2 separate regions of the Homo sapiens genome follow, and region 1 is linked to region 2. A link is an interaction called in ENCODE POLR2A ChIA-PET data of the cell type or tissue named here. Cell type or tissue: A673. All regions are shown on one strand. Links, peaks and the distances in the headings refer to the core of each region. The heading gives the core; the rest is flanking DNA.

Region 1 (2,931 bases), core at 232-2,731, 320 kb after region 2:
CTGAAACTATAAAAAATCCCAGCAGTAAACTTCGGAAAATCTCTTCTGGATATTGGTGTTGGCCAATAATTAATTATTAAGATCTGAAAAGCAAATGCAACAAAAACAGAAATAGACAAAGGTGATGTAATTAAACTAAAAAGTTTCTGCACGGAAAAAAAAAAATTAAGAGAGTAAACAGACAACCTACAAAATGGGAAAAGTATTTGCAAACTATGCATCTGACAAAGGGCTAATATCAGAATCTACAAATATCTCAAAAAACTCAGCAAGAAAAATGCAAATAACCCCATTAAAAAGTGGGCAAAAACAGGAACACTTTTCAAAGGAGGCATGCAAGTGGTCAAAAATCATGAAAAAATGCTCAGTATCACTAATCATCAAAGAAATGCAAATTAAAACCACAATGGGATACCATTTTACATCAGTCAGAATGGCAATTATTAAAAAGTCAAAAAACAGCAGATGTTGGGAATGATGTGAAGAAATTGGAACACTTACATGCTTTTGGTGGGAATGTAAATTAGTACAAGCTTTATGGAAAACAATATGGGGATTTTTCAGAGAACTAAAAATAGAGCAATCCAACTACTGAGTATACACCCAAATGGAATAAAATCATTACGTCAAAAAGATATGCACATTCATATGTTTATCACTGTACTACTCACAATAGCAAAGGCATGGAACCAACCTAACTATCGATCAATGGATGACTGGATAAAGAAAATGCGGTATGTATAAATTCCACAGAATACTACTCAGCCGTAAAAAAGAATGAAATAATGTCTTTTGTAGCAAGACGTATGTAACTGCAGGCCATTATTCTAAGTGAAATAACTCAGAAACAGAAAGTCAAATATTAGATGTTTTCACTTAAACCTGGGAGCTAAGCAGTGGGTACACATGGGCAAGCAGAGTAGAATAATGTACAGTGGAGACTACAAAAGGTGAAAGGGTAGAAAGGGAGTGAGGTTTGAAAAATTATCGATTGGGTATAATGTTTACTATTTGGGTGATGGGTACACTGGAAGCCCAGACTTTACCACTACAGAGTAAGTACATAAAGGAAATCTGCACTCGTACCCCCTAAATATATAAAAATAAAGATTAAAAATATTAGTGGAGGATTTTTCAGTTTATTGCTGAACAAATGCAAAGAGGGAAATATTATTAACCAATATCACTCACTCAAAAATATATTCAGCGTTAAGCATGTGCACATCTTTATTATATATTCACTTATACCCAAGGCTGGCAAACTATGGCTGTCCTATGTATCAAATCCAGCTCACATCCTACTTTTGTAGGTAAACTTTGTTGGAACACAGCAACACTCATTTGTTTACAATTGTCTAAGTCTGCTTTTTTATTATGAAACATGAAGTTGAATAGCTATGACAGATAGCATAGGGTTCACAGAGCTTAAAATATATGTGACTTGGCCCTTACAGAAAATAACTTAGCTAACGTCAAGTTATAAGGTTGAATTTCCTTCCTTCCTTCCTTCCTTCCTTCCTTCCTTCCTTCCTTCCTTCCTTCCTTCCTTCCTCCTTCCTTCCTCACTCATCTCACTTATTATCACTGTCCCAGAGAAAGACGACCTTTTTACAGAATCCAAATGTAAAGTCATCAGAATTGTAAACTGAAATATATCTTAGTGTATGCTCAGATGTCAGTACTTGCTGCTAAATTTACCATTGGTAAGTAAAATGAGCAAATATTCTTTTTACTAAAAGAAACGTTCTTGCTTACTTAGTAATCAAAAGGACTTACTTGTGAAAATGTCCTTGCTCAGGTACCTCACCACAATACATTTAACATATTTAGCTAGAACATCTGGAAATGTTTGAAGATGTTCAGTATCTGTAATTTCAAGAGACATACCTTGGTTTATAAGTGAGATTTCATTCTAACTTCTGATAATTTTTCTTATAGGTGCTGTTAAAGAATTAGGATTCAAAGGGAAACCAGCAAAACATACACATACACACACACACGCACACACACACACACACGGACTTGAATTTTCAAACTTTTGAACAGTGAGCTTAAGCAAAAGTGTTGGCAATCCAATGAGAAATACATAATATATTTTGAGTTAAGACTGATGCAAACAGACTGTTTCTAGATGATTGTTTTAACACACTGACCACAAAACAGTTTGTGTTTGTGGCAAAGACCCAGATATGAAGTAAGCTGAAATAGAATTTGGCAGAATTAAGAAGCTTATAACAGAACATGTTCTTGTTGGAAGAGTTGTTACTCTTGGAAAAATAACTGACATGAGACAATCTATATATTTTTTTAAATCATCCTTTTCTCTCTCTCTCTCTCTCTCTTTTTTTTTTTTTTTTTTTTTTTTTTTTTTTTTTTTTTTTTTTGGCAGAGTGCAACTAACCACCTGTTCTTATTTTCCAGGGGAAAATTATAATAAAAAAGAACATCTGGGTGATTTAACTAAAATATAAGATTGCTCATTACACTTCTGAGATTTTTTTCTTACTGAAAAATGCTGACAGTAGGAACACAGAAAGATGGGTGTGATGGATTTTCTACACAAGTTACACAAGCTTGCTTAACTTGGAGTTTGATGGGGGAAAATATTTATGTTCAAATTTAAAAATTTATTTTTATAGAGTATTGCCTTTTCCTTTACTGAACCTAGTTGTAATTAAAATCAGTATGAACATATTCAAGCAGTCTCCAACAAGCAAGTATGTTATTTAAGAAATGTGATTGATGTTTAAAAAATTGATAAACACATACATCTAAATGAATATGTTTATCAATCATTATAATAAAAATCAATATATTTATTGTAAGTCTTTATCAGACTATTTGGTCCTGAATTTTGAAATTTCTTTCAAAATTTGACGTTGTTTAAATATATTTAGTGGTGTGAAAGTGTGAGGGCTTTATCTTATGTAC
Region 2 (2,931 bases), core at 155-2,654:
CATGACCTGATCACCTCCCAAAGGCCTCACCTCTTAACACTATTCCACTGAGGATTAGATATCAAATATGAATTTTGGGAGAACCAAAACATTCAGAGCACAGCAAATAGTGTATCAAATTAGTATTCCCAAAAACTGAATCAAATATTACATAAAAGAGGTAGCAGTGAAATAGGTACTTTAATAAAATATGGTTATACATTTAAAATATATAACCCTAATATCCTTTCCATAATATATAAATAATTTTAATCACTCTAATTTCTAATTTCACAATGCATGCAATCTCAAGAGCTAATTCCTTTAAAAATCAGGTGAATTATTTTAGATTAATGCATAACTAAAGCTTAGATCCACATATCTGTTGGCAAATAAATAAAACATCTTAAGAGATTTTAATATGTCAATCACCAGGCTTTACAGTACTGCATATCTACTTTCAAGTAGCATTTAAGCTACAATTTTTTTTCTGGTTTTGGTTAATATTTGTCATCTACATTTCTCTAACTTTTACAATACATATTTTAAAAAGTTAAGCAGAGTGAAAAATAATGTCAATAATAATAATTATAGTGTCTAGTACTTTTCATAACTTGGCTATAAAAGCATTTTCATATGCATCATCTCATTGGATTATCACCAAAAATGAATATTATTATCATAGATATACAAAGAAGTGAGGCAAATATAATTTTATGATTACATGAAAGTAATAAAGCCATTAAATTACAGAGCTGGAATTTTCTTCAAGATATTTTAACTTCAGTTGAAAAGCTATTTTCCACAGTTCACCTACTTCATAGGGAAAAATGAGAAGAATCCCACTCATAGTAATATTTGTCACTGTAATGATATAAAATTTGTTACAGAATCAAAAGTTGTTAGAACTTTTATATTATTTATACTTTCTGAAATATTTTCATTCATATGCCCTGTGAACTTGTTCCTTCTAAGTTACAATAGTTTATAATCCTTTTCAAAATCACTTTTTATTTATAGAATTCCGTTTCTTCAAGTACATTATCTTTTCAGAACTAAATCATGTAACATATTATAATAACTAATCCATACAGTAAATTATTAATGTTATTATTTTTGTTAATTTATACTTATGCTTCATTCCTTGTAGGCTTTCTTCCTTCATTTTTTGATTGTATGTAGTGAAAAATTTCTGCTTATTGTCCCAATAATTTAATTCTCCTTCCTTCCTTCCTTCCTGATTTCCTTCCTTCCTTCCTTCCTGCCTTCCTTCTTTCCTTCCTTCCTTCCTTCCTTCCTTCCCTCCTTCCTTTTATAACTTATTTCTCTAACAGATGCATACCTGACTGGTATTTTTTTCATTCTCTATTCCTTATAAATCATTCTCCAGTTTCTTACTTACTAAAATTCTAAAGCCCTCACTTCATCTTATAACTTGGGTAACTACTTGTTAAAACTTTCCCTAGACTGACATTCAGAATCTGCAAAACTCTGAATGAGCCTTTACTATTTAATCTTATCTGCATGCCATAATACTTCTGCTTAAGTCTTAAGGCACCATATGTTCACTTAACCCTACATGTGTTATGCTTAAGCTCCACAGCAGGTGTTTATACATTACTGTCCTCTTAACTAAGCACATCACATCCATATTTCGGATAAAGTTGGTGAAACTTTCAATAATGGTCCCAGCCATCTTTTATTTTGCCTACTCTCAACCCCTGAAACAATTATTTTGAAACGTAAATCACCTAATCCCTTCATGGTTACCTAGCTTCTGTGTGTGGATTTTATATAATTCAGAATTGCATTAGGACAATAGTAATATGTCTTATGAGTCTTGTTTACCTGAGATGTGTCGTTTAATTTAAAAAGAGATCATCCGCATCAGTCAACTAGGATTTGTTTTAAAAATAAGTATGCCTAGCTTTTTCCTACTTTCAATCTACTGATTTAGAGTTTTTGGGTTATCTTGACTAGAAATCTACATTTTTAACGTGTGTACTCAGGTGATTTTTACATACATTGAGTTGTGAGGACTACTGGTATTATGGAGAATGATGTTGGAATTAACAGCTGTGAAGACTTTACTTCTCTGTAAGCTTGAGTGTTTTCTGCTGTGTAAAACATATATAATAGCTATTGCACTGGTTGGGTGTGATAAATGTGTGTAGGCTAACATAAAGCTCCTGCACATAACAAGTTCTCAAAAGGTATTTTTTGTTGTTGCTGTTTTTGAGATGGAGTCTCACTCTGTTGCCAGGCTGGAGTGCAGTGGCGCAATCTCGGCTCACTGCAACCTCCATCTGCTGGGTTCAAGTGATTCTCATGCCTCAGCCTCCCGAGTAGCTGGGATTACAGGCATGCGCCACCACACCTAGCTAATTTTTGTATTTTTAGTATAGATGGGGTTTCACCATGTTGGGCAGGATGGTCTCGTTCTCCTGACCTTGTGATCTGCCCACCTCGGCCTCCCAAAGTGCTGGGATTACAGGCTTGAGCCACCGTGCCCAGTCGGCATTTGGTCGTTTGTGTATTTAACCAGAATACTGCCAAAATTCATCCACTACTTATATAAACTTTTCATACAAAAAGATCAACAATTTTATTTGAAAAGTCTTGATGTAAATACATAATTTTTATTACATTTATATCCAAGTGTTATAGATTGTTCTATGCCCTGCAAAATGATACATTGAAGTCAGGACTCACAGTAGCCCAGAACATGACCTTGATTAAAAATTGTGTCATTATAGGTATAGCTAGTTAAGATGAAGTCATACTGAGCTAGGTTAGACCTTTAAATTAGTATATCTGATGTCCTTATAAGAGAGGAGAAAGTCCAGTGAAAAGCCAGATACAAGAGAGATATGAGGGCACACAGGGAGAAAATAGTTATATAACAACTGTGGCAGAGGTTGGAGCATTGCTGCCATAGCCAAGGAATGCCTG

Evidence for each region. Peaks named below come from ENCODE experiments on the same cell type or tissue, not always from the same donor. Only the 100,000 strongest peaks of a DNase experiment are listed, where the experiment ranks them.
Region 1: POLR2A ChIA-PET joins it to region 2 with 18 read pairs; 1 of 35 experiments calls an interaction of 5 or more read pairs at or near these places.

The regions. Positions count from the first base shown.
Region 1 is chr4:115,865,121-115,868,051 of GRCh38, reverse strand. No RefSeq gene overlaps it. Among named protein-coding and RNA genes, the nearest start is that of MIR1973, 430 kb to the left of the region's middle. In A673, for the core only: no CTCF peak of the experiment used is centred there; DNase peaks (open chromatin) are centred at 1,491 and 2,031; H3K27ac peaks cover 2,500 bases.
Region 2 is chr4:116,181,933-116,184,863 of GRCh38, reverse strand. No RefSeq gene overlaps it. Among named protein-coding and RNA genes, the nearest start is that of MIR1973, 120 kb to the left of the region's middle. In A673, for the core only: no CTCF peak of the experiment used is centred there; a DNase peak (open chromatin) is centred at 1,423; H3K27ac peaks cover 2,500 bases.